Regions from separate parts of the Homo sapiens genome. Here all the other regions are linked to region 4. The links are chromatin contacts, found by Hi-C or POLR2A ChIA-PET in ENCODE. All regions are on one chromosome and are shown on one strand. The core of a region is the stretch at or near the end of the contact, and the rest is flanking DNA. Distances in the headings are between cores, read along the strand shown. Region 1 holds the start of HDAC4-AS1 (HDAC4 antisense RNA 1). Region 2 overlaps HDAC4 (histone deacetylase 4). Region 3 holds the start of ING5 (inhibitor of growth family member 5). Region 4 holds the start of GPC1 (glypican 1).

The links. A loop is a pair of places that touch in the nucleus more often than their neighbours do. ChIA-PET counts read pairs that join two places held with the same protein, here RNA polymerase II (POLR2A). Pooled maps may share reads with other maps.
Region 1: a map of ascending aorta shows a loop between it and region 4 (5-fold over the local background). The contact joins the promoter of HDAC4-AS1 here to the promoter of GPC1 in region 4. A Hi-C loop is called at or near these places in 1 of 168 maps with a recorded cell type or tissue (ascending aorta), 2 of 37 single-sample maps with no recorded cell type and 14 of 50 pooled maps.
Region 2: a pooled map shows a loop between it and region 4 (2.2-fold over the local background). The contact joins the enhancer-like site here to the promoter of GPC1 in region 4. A Hi-C loop is called at or near these places in 2 of 50 pooled maps. POLR2A ChIA-PET finds 5 or more read pairs at or near these places in 2 of 52 experiments (WTC11 and activated CD4-positive, alpha-beta T cell).
Region 3: a pooled map shows a loop between it and region 4 (18-fold over the local background). The contact joins the promoter of ING5 here to the promoter of GPC1 in region 4. A Hi-C loop is called at or near these places in 4 of 50 pooled maps.

The regions. Positions count from the first base shown.
Region 1 is chr2:239,400,137-239,402,970 of GRCh38, forward strand. HDAC4-AS1 (HDAC4 antisense RNA 1) reads left to right here and starts at 1,300. Exons shown (of 2, transcript NR_135575.1): 1 at 1,300-1,400; 2 at 1,939-2,221. HDAC4 (histone deacetylase 4) reads right to left here and starts at 884. Exons shown (of 27, transcript NM_001378414.1): 1 at 842-884. RefSeq lists silencers at 533-702, 713-1,152, 1,173-1,292, 1,563-1,832 and an enhancer at 1,963-2,092.
Region 2 is chr2:239,317,652-239,320,653 of GRCh38, forward strand. All of the region lies in intron 2 of HDAC4 (histone deacetylase 4), which reads right to left. Among named protein-coding and RNA genes, the nearest start is that of MIR4269, 14 kb to the left of the region's middle. Within about 2 kb of position 1,645, at least 28 of the 41 ENCODE cell types and tissues checked have a DNase peak (open chromatin) inside an H3K27ac peak, as active enhancers do.
Region 3 is chr2:241,700,767-241,703,948 of GRCh38, forward strand. It overlaps ING5 (inhibitor of growth family member 5), which reads left to right and starts at 1,273. Exons shown (of 8, transcript NM_032329.6): 1 at 1,273-1,336. The coding sequence starts at 1,300. RefSeq lists silencers at 567-1,386, 1,129-1,292, 1,477-2,036 and enhancers at 691-1,523, 1,762-2,391.
Region 4 is chr2:240,434,329-240,437,185 of GRCh38, forward strand. GPC1 (glypican 1) reads left to right here and starts at 1,335. Exons shown (of 9, transcript NM_002081.3): 1 at 1,335-1,756. The coding sequence starts at 1,591. RefSeq lists enhancers at 398-974, 2,708-2,857 and silencers at 804-1,463, 1,524-1,583.

The DNA.
Region 1 (2,834 bases), core at 50-2,549, 1.0 Mb before region 4:
CGGGCCCCGTCTCGGCCTGCTGGCGCCCTGCGGGCTGAGCCGAGCGGGTCCCGGGCAGCCCCCCGCCCTCCCGCGACCCCCCGGGCGCTCGCAGCGGCGACGACAAGCGCGGGGCCGCGGACCCCCGGCAGGGACGTTTTTCTGCAAACTCACAGCATTTGACAAAGTTACATAAACGGCGCCCGGCCGGCCCCGGCGCCCGCCCGCCCCCGCCCTCACTCCCGGCGGCCCGGAGCCCACCTGCTCGGGGGGCGCGGGCCCCGCACCGGGAGACGGCGCCGCTGCCTGCCGTGCCCACCCCCGCGCCCCCGCCCCGGCGGGCGAAGCCGCCTCGCGGCGCGGGTGGAAAGGTCCAGAAGGGGCCGGGCGGCCCTGGGGACCGGCGGGTCCCACGGCGCGCGGCCAGCGCTGGCCCCCGCCTCCCACGGCCGCGCGCGGGGCGGGTGTGGACCGGCGGCGTCCACCTGCCGCGGGCTCCAAGGCCTGCAGGCTGCGCGGGGCGCGGGGCGGGCGGCGGACAATGGCCCGCGGGCGCCGGGCCGGGGCTGCGCTTACCGCGGCGGGCGGCGGCGGCCGGCTCTAGCCCTGCTCCGGCGCTCCGCGCCGCATCTCCTCAGCCTGCGCCGCCACCCGCCGGCGCGCGGGCTCGGGCTCGGGCGGCGACAGCCGGGACGCGGCCACGGCGCCGCCGGGGGCCCAGGCTGGGAGGCTGTTCGGGCGGCGGCGGCGGCGGCGCGGGCGGGTGCGCGGGCTCGGGCTCGGGCTCGGGCGGCGGCGGGGACGGTGCTCCGCGGCGGCGGCCCCACAACCTCCCCTCCTCATTCACAAAAAATTGACCCACGTTGAACCATGATGCTTCTCCCCACTCCAGCGTCGAGCCAGGCGGCGATAGGCCACCCCGCACGCCCGTCAGCCGGCCCGGCCCCGCCCAGCCAGCCGGCGGCTCGCCAACCATTGGCTGCGGCAGCCTTGCGTCACCTCCCCTTGCGGGCCCCGCCCTCCCGCCTGGTTTCTAATGAAGAGCTCGTCAATTACGGCTCGGCCCCGCCTCCCGCCCGCCCGCCCCGGGCGCCTGGCCGGCCTTCCATTGGCCCGCTGAAACCTGCGCACAGCCCGTCTGCTCCCACCCCTCGCCCAGCGGCTGCTCAACCGCGGGGCCGGATGCCCTATGAGCGGCAGAGAGGCTCCACCCCTGCCCGCCTCCCCGCACGCGTCCTGGACCTCATTGGCTGCTGGAGCTGCCAATTCTAGAGGGTGGGGCGTACCAAAAGACGCTCCAGGCGCCAGCCGCTGGGTGCTTCGCGGTTGAGGAGGCGCAGGGACCGGGGGCCAGTAGTGGCCGTAAACACGGGCCCCGGCCGTGTCCGGTCGCACTCGGTAGCCCGCATGGCTGCCTAGCGGTCAGCACCGCATGTCTGCGAGCCTAATTCGCGCTTAGAGGGCACACAATGGGGTGCAGGCTAACGCGGGGAGCCGGCCAGGCCTCGCCGCGGCGTCCATCTTGGATACTGGCAGTGGGTCACGTGGTGCTGCGTGCGCACGGAGGCGCAGGGCGGCCCGGTCACTGAGTGCGCAGGCGCCGTGGGCCTCGCCCTGCCCCGCGGCGGGAACGCGGCCGTGAGGGTGTGGGGTGTAGGTCCGCCAGGCCTGCAACGGCTGCCGAGGGTCGTGGGATGCGCTCGCCGCGTCCCTGCTCAGGCGGAGGGAGCCCGGCCCGCCGCCAGGGTCTCGAGTCCGGGTCCAGGCAGGCGTGGAGGTGGCGGGAACGGCGCACCGCCCGGGTGGGCGTTGTTTTAAGGCCGCAGGGCTTGGGAGGCTTGTGTTGAGTTACAGGTCGGCCCGTAGATCCCCGGAAGCGCCTTTGGTTGCCAGCAGGTGTCGGCGAGGGTCTTCAGTGGCCACCCTCCTGGTGGTGATGTTTCCGTTTCTTTCCAACAGGAGTATGACAACTTTTCAACTTGAGTGCACACACTGTCCCCGGAATCCCGCGTTCCAGGGAGGAAGCGCCTTTGACAGCGCGCGCCGGTTCGTGGGGCCCGACGGCGTGGGCCTGTGGTTGCGGACCTGGCGGAGATGCGCGTTCGCTTCGATTGTAGGCCATTCCTTTTAGGAGCTGAGAAAGGATCCGTTTTTACAGCATTCTCGACCTGTGATTCTTGGTGGGGGAAACTAGTTATGTGGATAAAAATACAGTTAGCAAAATAAAAATGCCAATTTTACATTTCCTTAAATATCTCATTAATAATTAGAAAACTTTGGTCATTGCAAGAAATGCTTAGGCTAAACTTAGAAGGAAAGGAATGGTGAATTAGAGAACTTTAAAACAAGATACAGCTGAAGAAAAGGAGAGCAATTACGGGGTTTTGGAGACTTGGCTGCTGATGGAAACGGTGCACTATCTAATTTTCATGTAGAATGAAACAGGGTCTGTAGCTAGCTAACATCTAGATAAGATTCAGTATCATTTGACAGGATTCTCAAAAACATACAATCACGAGAAAATATTAAAACCTGCCTGTAAGTCTACCAAAGTTAGTTTTTCACGTACAAAGAGAAGTGCCTGCGCAAAAAGTCACGTGAAACGAGCTCTGGGATCTAATGCTTGCAGAGGTAATTTTTAAAAAGTAGATTTCCATTAGAAGGAATGGGTAGCCCCATTGCTGCGTGCCATTTAGTCCTCACAGGAGTCCTGAGAGGCACTCCAGCAGAGTGAGGCACCACGCAGACGTTGGGTGGATGGTGCAAGAACCTCACTCGCCATGTCTGGAAAAGAGAAACTTGGCCTGGGTGGCTGTGTCTGCCATTATGTGTCAGAGGGGCTGTCTGAAGGAGAC
Region 2 (3,002 bases), core at 395-2,894, 1.1 Mb before region 4:
TAAGTAAACAATAAGGAAACACATAAATAAGGAGGAAAGGAAAGCTCTTTACAGGAGAAAGTTAACTACAGGAGTCCACATTTCACGTTGTCCACAGGTTCTTGGAAACCGCAACTTTAAGCCAACGACAGAGGGTCCTCAAGCAATGCCAGTCGTTTGACTATAACACTGGTGCACTGGTGAGAAAAATAACCTTGGTTTTATTCTGTATTATTTCACTTAAAAGTCAGTTTCCAAGAACCTCCTGAGGTTAATGAGGGCTTCCCGTCCTGAATGTAGCAAGAACGGTGACACTAGATGACCATTTCACTTAAAAGTCAGTTTCCAAGAACCTCCTGAGGTTAATGAGGGCTTCCCGTCCTGAATGTAGCAAGAACGGTGACACTAGATGACCAGTAGCCACCACCACGACAACAACAGACTCCGACAAAGAACCATCAATGATGCTGAGACTTGTGGGTCAGTGCTCGGGGAGTAGCAGGCTGTCTGCACAGTCCCAGATTATCTCCCTACCAGATACCTGCTAATTATGCAGGAAACAATGTAACTTCACAGTGGAAACACCCGCCAGCATCACCTTCACTGAGAGCTTCCGGGCAGCATCAGCAGCAACGAAATACTGCGGTGGCCGCCAAGCCCAGCGGCATCACTGGAATCCAATCACGAGGAAACATGCCGAAATCCCAAGCTGAAAAACATTTTACAAAATAGCTGCCCCTACGCTTCCAAAATGTGAATGTCACGAAACATAAAAATGACGAGGAGACTGTCCCGGAGCAAAGGGGACTGGGGAGGACGTGAGAATTGAAGGCCCTGCAGGGCCTGTCATCTGCTGTTGATAACGAGACATCACTAGACTATCAGCGAAACATAAACAAGGCCTACAGATGAGAGAACAATGCCTGCTCGCTGTTATTTTCCAACTCTACTCACTGACCGTAGTTGAAGAGTGACCACGCTTATCTGAGGCAACATGGCCTGGATTATTAGTTGGGGGAAGGCATCACATCTAACACTAACTTTCAAACGATTCTGAAAAAAAAAAAAAGGATGCATATCAATAAACAGTAATTCTTTGGACTATTTTTTGCTGATTTTCTGTAAGTTTGAAATTACAGCAAAATTAAAAGTTAAAAAGAAAAAAGTTAAGGAATAAAATTCCCCATTATTATTGGAAGACACTAATCTTCAGATTCAGGAAGTCCAAAAAAATATCAACAGGGGTAAGTGAAAACGCTTACAAAAATGTAGAACACTAAGACTACAAAACACCTAGAGAGACACAACGGATTCCTGCCAAGGAACGGAACAGCCCCAGTGGAACTGAGTGAACCAATCACATCCTCAGAGCCCTGGGGAAGAGCAGCTGCCTCCCCAGCACTGTCTTCTGTGAGGGATCATTCAACAATGAAGGAAAAGGAGGCAACTCTCAGACGAACAAAAAACGGAACTTCTGCAGGAATTTCTAAAGGATATTACTTCCAAAGGATATTACTTCCAGAAGAAAAGTAAGAGCAAAAAACCAGAATATCTGATATTCAACAAGAAACAGCAAGCAAGTAATATCCACATATAGGAAACTTTAAGGAGCAGTGGCCATAGGAAGCTGTGACAATGAAGGCAGCACACGGCCGCAGCCTCCCGTTAGCTGCTGGAAGGAAGCCACACACACCCAGATATTTCAATTCTGCAAATGATTAAGAAAACGAAACCAACAACAAACATAAAAATGGGTGACCCATGTCAGAAGACACTGACAGCCACAGCAGGCTGGCGGTCAGGCACAGGCCAGGCGAGGGCCACCTCCCGGGACCGAGCAAGGCGCCCTGGTCAGCCTGAAGACACTGGCACTAGGTCTAAGACGGTGTGGCCGTGCTGGAGGTCACGCAGAGTTAAAAGTAGCTTACCCGTGACCCGGCACTCCCATTCCCAGGCAGGAACCTGGCAAAGACCCAAGTTTGCGTGTGTCAGAAAACACACAAAAGAATGTCCACAACATCATGTTTGAGAGCAGCCACATCTGAACATGAATCAAAGTTGTGAAAATTCACAAAATTGAATGCAAGACACTAATGAACACCAGTCACCGACAGCTACAGGCAGAAACCTGGTTCTCAAAAACAGTCCTGCCTGAAAAAGAACCCACGAAATAGAAAACGTATAGTATAATTCTATTTACATGAAGTTCAAAAACATAAAACTAAAATCATATTGTTTAGGAACATGTGCATGTATGATAAAACTTTTTTTTGGAAACAGCAGAATGAAAAGCAAACATGTAAATGTCCTTGTAGTGGTCTCTGTCTCACAGAGCACACGGTCACTGCTATTGTATTGCTTTAAATGATGCAGATAATGTCTATGAATTGTTTAATTCTTTAATTAGAGATTTATAATTAAAATTTAAAATAAATGCGTGTGGAGGGGATAAAAACAGAATGACTAAGCGGGCTGAGAAAGTGATAAATCACCTGTAATCCCAGCACTTTGGGAGGCCGAAGCAGGCGGATCACCTGAGGTCAGAAGTTCAAGACCAGCCTGGCCAACATGGTGAAACCCCGTCTCTACTTAAAATACAAAAGTTAGCTGGCGTGGTGGGAGGCGCCTGTAATCCCAGCTACTCGGGAGGGTGAGGCAGGAGAATTGCTTGAACCTGGGAGGCGGAGGGTGCAGTGAGTCGAGATCGCACCATTGCACTCCAGCCTGGGGAACAAGAGTGAGACTTCATCTCAAAAAAAAAAAAAAAAAAAAAGTGATAAATCAAACAAACAAAAAAATTTAGAAGGAATTATAGAGAATGGAATGCTGATCTCCACCAGTGACAAATGACATAGGTAAATCTAAATTTGCCAAATATGGAAATAAGGAAATTGGTAGGACTCTTCTGTTATGTAAAAATATGTATTTTAATCAAAACTATTTTGCTGTTGAACTTTTCTAGCTATTAATTATTGGCAAATACAAAATCCATGATTCTAGTGGGTTTCTGATAATCTATAAAA
Region 3 (3,182 bases), core at 23-2,522, 1.3 Mb after region 4:
AGGCGCCCGCCACCACGCCCGGGTAATTTTTGTATTTTTAGTAGAGACATGATTTCGCCACGTTGGCCAGGCTGGTCTCAAATTCCTGCCCTCAAGTGATCCGCCCGCCTCGGCCTCCCAAAGTGTTGGGATTACAGGCGTGAGCCACCGTGCCGAGTCTGAAACATATTTTAATTATGTTTCTCCAGTATTTTTTTTTTCTTAAAATTTTCTTTTTTTTTTTTGAAGACAGAGTCTTGCTCTGTCGCCCAGGCTGGAGTGCAGACGCGATCTCAGCTCACTACAACCTCCGCCTCCCGGGCTCAGCCTCCGGAGTAGCTGGGACTACAGGCGTGCGCCACCACGCTTGGCTAATTTTTTTTTTTTTTTGTATTTTTAGTAGAGTCGGGGTTTCAACACGTTGGCCAGGCTGGTCTCAAATTCCTGCCCTCAAGTGATCCGCCCGCCTCGGCCTCCCAAAGTGATGGGATTACAGGCGTGCGCCAGCGCGCCGGCCTTCTCCAGTATTTTTGCATGCATCTTACGGCACACCTTTGCACGCCATCTTATTAACTATATCATACTGCCGCACGTGCCTTTTCGGCCAAGGCATCCAGATGGTGCGGGTCCTGCCTGCCTCGAGAGGTGGCAGCAAAGGAGCCAGTGCCCTCACTGGTGCTGGGCGGGGCGGCCGCTTTCCTCGGAGGGAAGGGGCGGCGTTGGCGGGGGAAGGGCGCCAGGGCCCAGGCCCTGAGGGAGGGGCAGCTCGCCCGGGCCACGCGGTGCCGGCCCTCGGCTCAGGCCGGGCTGAGGCCCCGGGGGCTCGGGGTCCGGGGGAAAGGCGCTGAGCCAGACAGGTCCCAAGGAGCCTTCGGGAAGGGAGGGCCTCGTGGCGGCCTGTCCGGGACCCGGCCGGGAGCAGGGGTCGCGTGGGCGCCGTCAGGACGGGCGTGAGGTCCCCGGGACCACGTGTTTGCGTTTGGTGGCCCAGGGGTCGCTGACAGGTGCGGAGGGGAGACGCCCACCTGGGTGCCCTGGGCCGCACGCCGGGCGGTGGGGCCGGGAACCCCTGCTCCTCCTCGGCCTCCGATCCGCTGCGGCCCTGGGTCCTGCTCGCTGCCCGACGCCGCTGCCACAACCTCCGCCCGGGCCCCGCAGCCCGCCGCCCGCCGGAAGCTGAAAGGCGTGTCCGACCCCGCCCCCGGGCGCGACCAATCAGCGCGCGCGACTCATGAATAGTGAGCGCGCTGGCACCGCCCCGCCCCCGCCTCCCGCGGCACCGCCCGCCCGCGCAGACCCCGAGCGCGGCCGCGGACGAAGATGGCGACCGCCATGTACTTGGAGCACTATCTGGACAGTAAGCGCGCCCCACGGGCCCCGCGCCCGCCGCCCACGCGGAGTCCTCCGTGCCGCAGCCCCCCGCGCGCCGGGCACCGCATGCAGACCCCGTGGGCTCGGGAGGGCGGCGGGCGCGGCCGGGCGCGACGGGGGGCGCGCGGACGGGGCGGGGCAGGGCCGCAAGGGAGGGGAGGGCGCGGGGGGCGGGCGCGGGGGGTCCCGCCGGCTGGGTCGCGCCAATTCCAGGTGCGTCACGGCGGGGCGGGGCCTGGCGATGCTGGGCGGGGCTTGCGGCCTCGACCCCGCCCACATATTAGGTCCCGCCCCTACCCAGGCCCCGCCTCATCTCCGCCCCCAGCTCCGGCCCCGGCCCCGCCAGGTCCCGCCCGTCCCTGTCCCGTCTGCAGGAGGAGCTGGCGCCCGCTGCGGGGCTCCGGGCCTTGGGGGCTCCGGGGTCTGGGCCTCCGCCTGGCTGTGCGCCCGTGTGCGCCGGCCTCTTGTGTGACCGCGGCTGGGGAGGGCGTGCGGGCCGCGGGGCGTCTCTCCCCGGCACTGGGGACTGCGGCGCGGAGGCGGGGAGGGCGGTGCCGAGTCGGCCCTGGTGGGCGGGCTGTGCTGTTTCCAGGTGGCAGCAGGTCGGCGCCCCCAGCGGCTGAGCGGACGGTGCTTTCCCTCACTTTACACACCAGGGAAGGTCCAGCGCTGCCGAGCAGCCTGCTCAGGGTCTCCCGCTCGTAGAGGGGCAGACCCCACGCGGGACCCCTGACGTCGGCCCGGGATGGGCACAGCTTTGGGGTCGCGGTGTTTGGGGTTGTGCCGGGTGGCTCTGGAGGGCCCTTGTGGGGGCGCTGCACTGGGGATCCTCATGGTCTTCGGCCTGGCACCCGCCCAGGGGCTGAGACAGTGGCGAGTGAGCCGTGGCCTGGAGCTGGAGACCGCTGCCCTAGAGGGACGCCCGATTCTGCCCATGTGCTCCGCTGTCTCTTGGGGGTCTGAGTAGTGGGGGGTTCCCTGGGTAGAAGAGTCAAGCTGGGGAGCACGCTGGAGGGGAGGCCTTCTCTATCCTGGTGCCCAGCCAGTGGGCTGGCCTCCCAAGGAGGGTTGACTTTGTGTGTGTCTGGGAGGCTGTGCCAGCCGGGAGGCTGTGCCTCTGTCCTCTAGGGGAGCTGGGAAAACACTGGGGCTGGAAGCATCAGATGCATAAGATAGAGTTAGGTTTAAAATGATTGCCTGGTAACTGTGAACAGCAGATGGGAGGGTGGCCAAGACTGGAGGAGGCAGCCCCCCTTAGGAGCCTGTGTCAGCTGTGCAGGGGGCGGAGGTTGGCCTGGTCTAGGGGGTAACAAAGCAGACGCGAAAGCAGCACGGGGGTCCTCCTGGCAGACTGTGGGGAATGGTTGCGCTAGCCACAGGGACTATTTAAGTAAAATTAAAAATTGAATGGCGTTAGTCCCATTTCCAGTGCTCAGTAGCTCCCTATGGCCACCACTGTCTTGGGCAGCTCAGAGAGAACATTTCTTTTCTTTTTCTTTTTTTGATTTTTTTTGAAATGGAGTCTCACCCTGTTGCCCAGGTTGGAGGGTATGATCTCAGCACACTGCAACCTCCACCTCCCAGGTTCAAGCAATTCTCATGCCCTAGCCTCTCGAGTAGCTGGGACTGTAGCTGTGCACCACCACGCCTGGATAATTTTTGTATTTTTAGTAGAGACAGGGTTTCACCATGTTGGCCAGGCTGGTCTTGAACTCCTGACCTCAACTGATTTGCCTGTCTTGATCTCCCAAAGTGCTGGGATTACAGGTATGAGCCACCACGCCCATCCGAGAGAGGAAACATTTCTATCCTTGCATAAAGTCGCGTGGGCA
Region 4 (2,857 bases), core at 85-2,584:
AGCCCCACACAGCGGCTGAGAGCCCCAGGCACAGAAGGGGTAGGGAATGTTGCCACCACCCCCACCACGGACCCCGCTGCAGCTTCCAGGTGATGCCACAGGCCCTGAAATCAGGACACCCTTGCTGTACATGGGGGTCATCTTGAGGTTCTCTGCCAAGGATACTGACCTCTATGCCTGCCCCCAATTCTGCAGCTCAGGCACCTGGCTTCACCGCCAGGCCTTACCATGTGGAGAACAGGGGGCCGGGGTGGGGGGTCTGGGAGCCAAGGAAGGAGTGAAGCCCTCCAGACACCAACATCGCAGTCCTCGCCCCCTCCCTACAGACCCCATCCAGCCCAACTCCCCATGTGCAGCTAAAGCCACGCGCCCTCCTACCATACAAGGTGCAGGCAGCCCTCCCGCCTTCTTCAAAGAGGCATCTGCTCCGGCTCACTCCACCCTCCTCCCCCAGTGGCCTAACTAGTCGCCGGGTTCCAACCCTATCCCTTCTCCAGAGGTCATCTGGCCCCACCCAGCAGCCCAAACCAGTAGACCGGCCCTGCCCCATCACTTTGGTTTCTCCAGCATCCAAAGAACGTGGAGGGTCACCCCCCCAAAACAGCTGTCAAGGTCCAACAATTAAGCCATCTGTTGCCGCTCCCTGGGACTGGGAGAGGTGAGGTCGAGTTTCTTGGCGAGTTTCCTGCGTGCAGCCCCCACACCACAAAAGCCCCCGGTGCGAGCCGGAGCCCAGCGCGAGACGGCTGGAAGGGCGCGGGGAGGGAGCCGCTGCGGGGTGCAGGCGGGGAGAGGGGCGGCGGCTCGAGGCGCGGCCGGCGGGCGGAGGGTACGGAGGCGCCGGGAGAGCGTTCTCGGGGCGCGCTGCCAGGGTGCAGGAAGCCGGAGCGCGCGGGAGGGAGCGGGGAGCGGGATGCCGATTTCGGCTGGGGGCGGGGAGGCCCCTGATTGGGGCGCGGGAGGCGTGATGTCACGTCCGGCGGGGGAAGCCCTGCCTCGCGCACCCTCCGCCCCCGTCCCCGCCCCCACAGGTGGTGCCACCGCCCTGGGCGCTGGGCGTGGGGGGCCGCCCTCGGGGACCCCGGCCGCGGCCCCGCGCTGCCCGGCTCCGCCGCCTCCCGCCGGGGATCGATAGAGTCGCGCGGCCAGGCGGGCCCTCTGGGTCCCTAAGAGCCAGAGGAGCGCCCAGTGCGCCCCGGCCCGCGCCCCCGCGCCGCGCCCCGCCCCGCCCCGCCCGGTGCTCCCAGTCCCTCCCCCACCCCTGCGCTCCCACCCTGCCCCGCCCCTCTCCTCTCCCGCGGCCGCCTAGGGGCCGGGCCGGCGGCGGGGGAGGCGCCGAGCCGGGACTGCGCTAGCCCGCCGCGCTCTGGGCTGCCCGAGCGAGCGTTCGGACCTCGCACCCCGCGCGCCCCGCGCCGCCGCCGCCGCCGGCTTTTGTTGTCTCCGCCTCCTCGGCCGCCGCCGCCTCTGGACCGCGAGCCGCGCGCGCCGGGACCTTGGCTCTGCCCTTCGCGGGCGGGAACTGCGCAGGACCCGGCCAGGATCCGAGAGAGGCGCGGGCGGGTGGCCGGGGGCGCCGCCGGCCCCGCCATGGAGCTCCGGGCCCGAGGCTGGTGGCTGCTATGTGCGGCCGCAGCGCTGGTCGCCTGCGCCCGCGGGGACCCGGCCAGCAAGAGCCGGAGCTGCGGCGAGGTCCGCCAGATCTACGGAGCCAAGGGCTTCAGCCTGAGCGACGTGCCCCAGGCGGAGATCTCGGGTGAGTGAGGGCGCGGCGCCGGGAACCCGGGCCTGGCCGGGCTTTGGGCTCCGGACCCTGGTCTTCCCGACGCGGCTACTCGCCCCCGGCGCGGGATCCTGCCGCCTGCGCCCCGCCGCCCGGGCCCCGAATGGCTCCCTGCGCTGCGGCTCCTCTGCAACCCCACGGCCCTCGCCTCCAAGCCCCGCGCCGCACTCCCTCGCCAGGGTCTCCTCCGCCCCGCTCGGTCGTCCTCCGCCCCTCCCCGCCCCCCGCACGCCGGCTTCTTCCCTGCGGAGCTGATCTCGCCGGGCTGCGGGCTCGGGGCGCTCCTCCCGGGCCACGGCTGGAGCTGGGCGTCTTCTGCCCGCCGCTCGGCCCAGCGCGCCTGCAGGCCGGGAGTCCCAGCCCCGGGGCCGGCTGTCGGGGCGCTGTGGGGCTCGGCGTGGCCGGGCTTTCGGGGCGCCGCTGACGGTGGCCGCGGACCCCTTCTGCTCTGTACAGACCTCTCTGGGAGGCGTCTCCGGTCCTGCCCGGGGATTCTCGTAGGGTCTCCAGCAAAGGCAGCCTAGGTGGGTTTTATAAGCTGACCCCCTCGGGGGGTAGTGCGGAGGGGTGGGGAGGGAGCTGGGCACTTATCCGCGGGCGGAACGCCGCCGCCTCGTAGAGATTCCTGTCGAAGAACTTGTACGCGCCGGCCCCCGCCTGGCGCTTGGGCAGCCTCGTGCCGCGAGTCCAGCTGCAGGTGGTCGGCGCGTTGGATCCCGCCCAGGGGCCGTGTCATTTCTTTGTAAGAACAGCGGCCCTCTTGGCGCCCCCTAAGCCCTGCAGCCGCCTGCGGCTCTGCCTCTTCCCTCCCTGTGGTCCCGGAGGAGCTTTGGGGACAGAAGTGTACGGGTGGGTGGAACGGTGGGCTCCGTGTGCTAAGGAACTCTTGGAACCCAAGCTTCACCTTTCCACGTGTGGGAACCAACCTCGGTCTGTACCGCGTGCCAGGGACCCAGTGGGCAAGAACAAAACAGACTAGGTTCCTGCTCTGGGGGGCTCCTCTGAAACCAGGGGAGTGGGAGTGCGGGTGGAGGGCTACTCAGATGGGGACTCAGCGCAGAAATGCCCATGGTC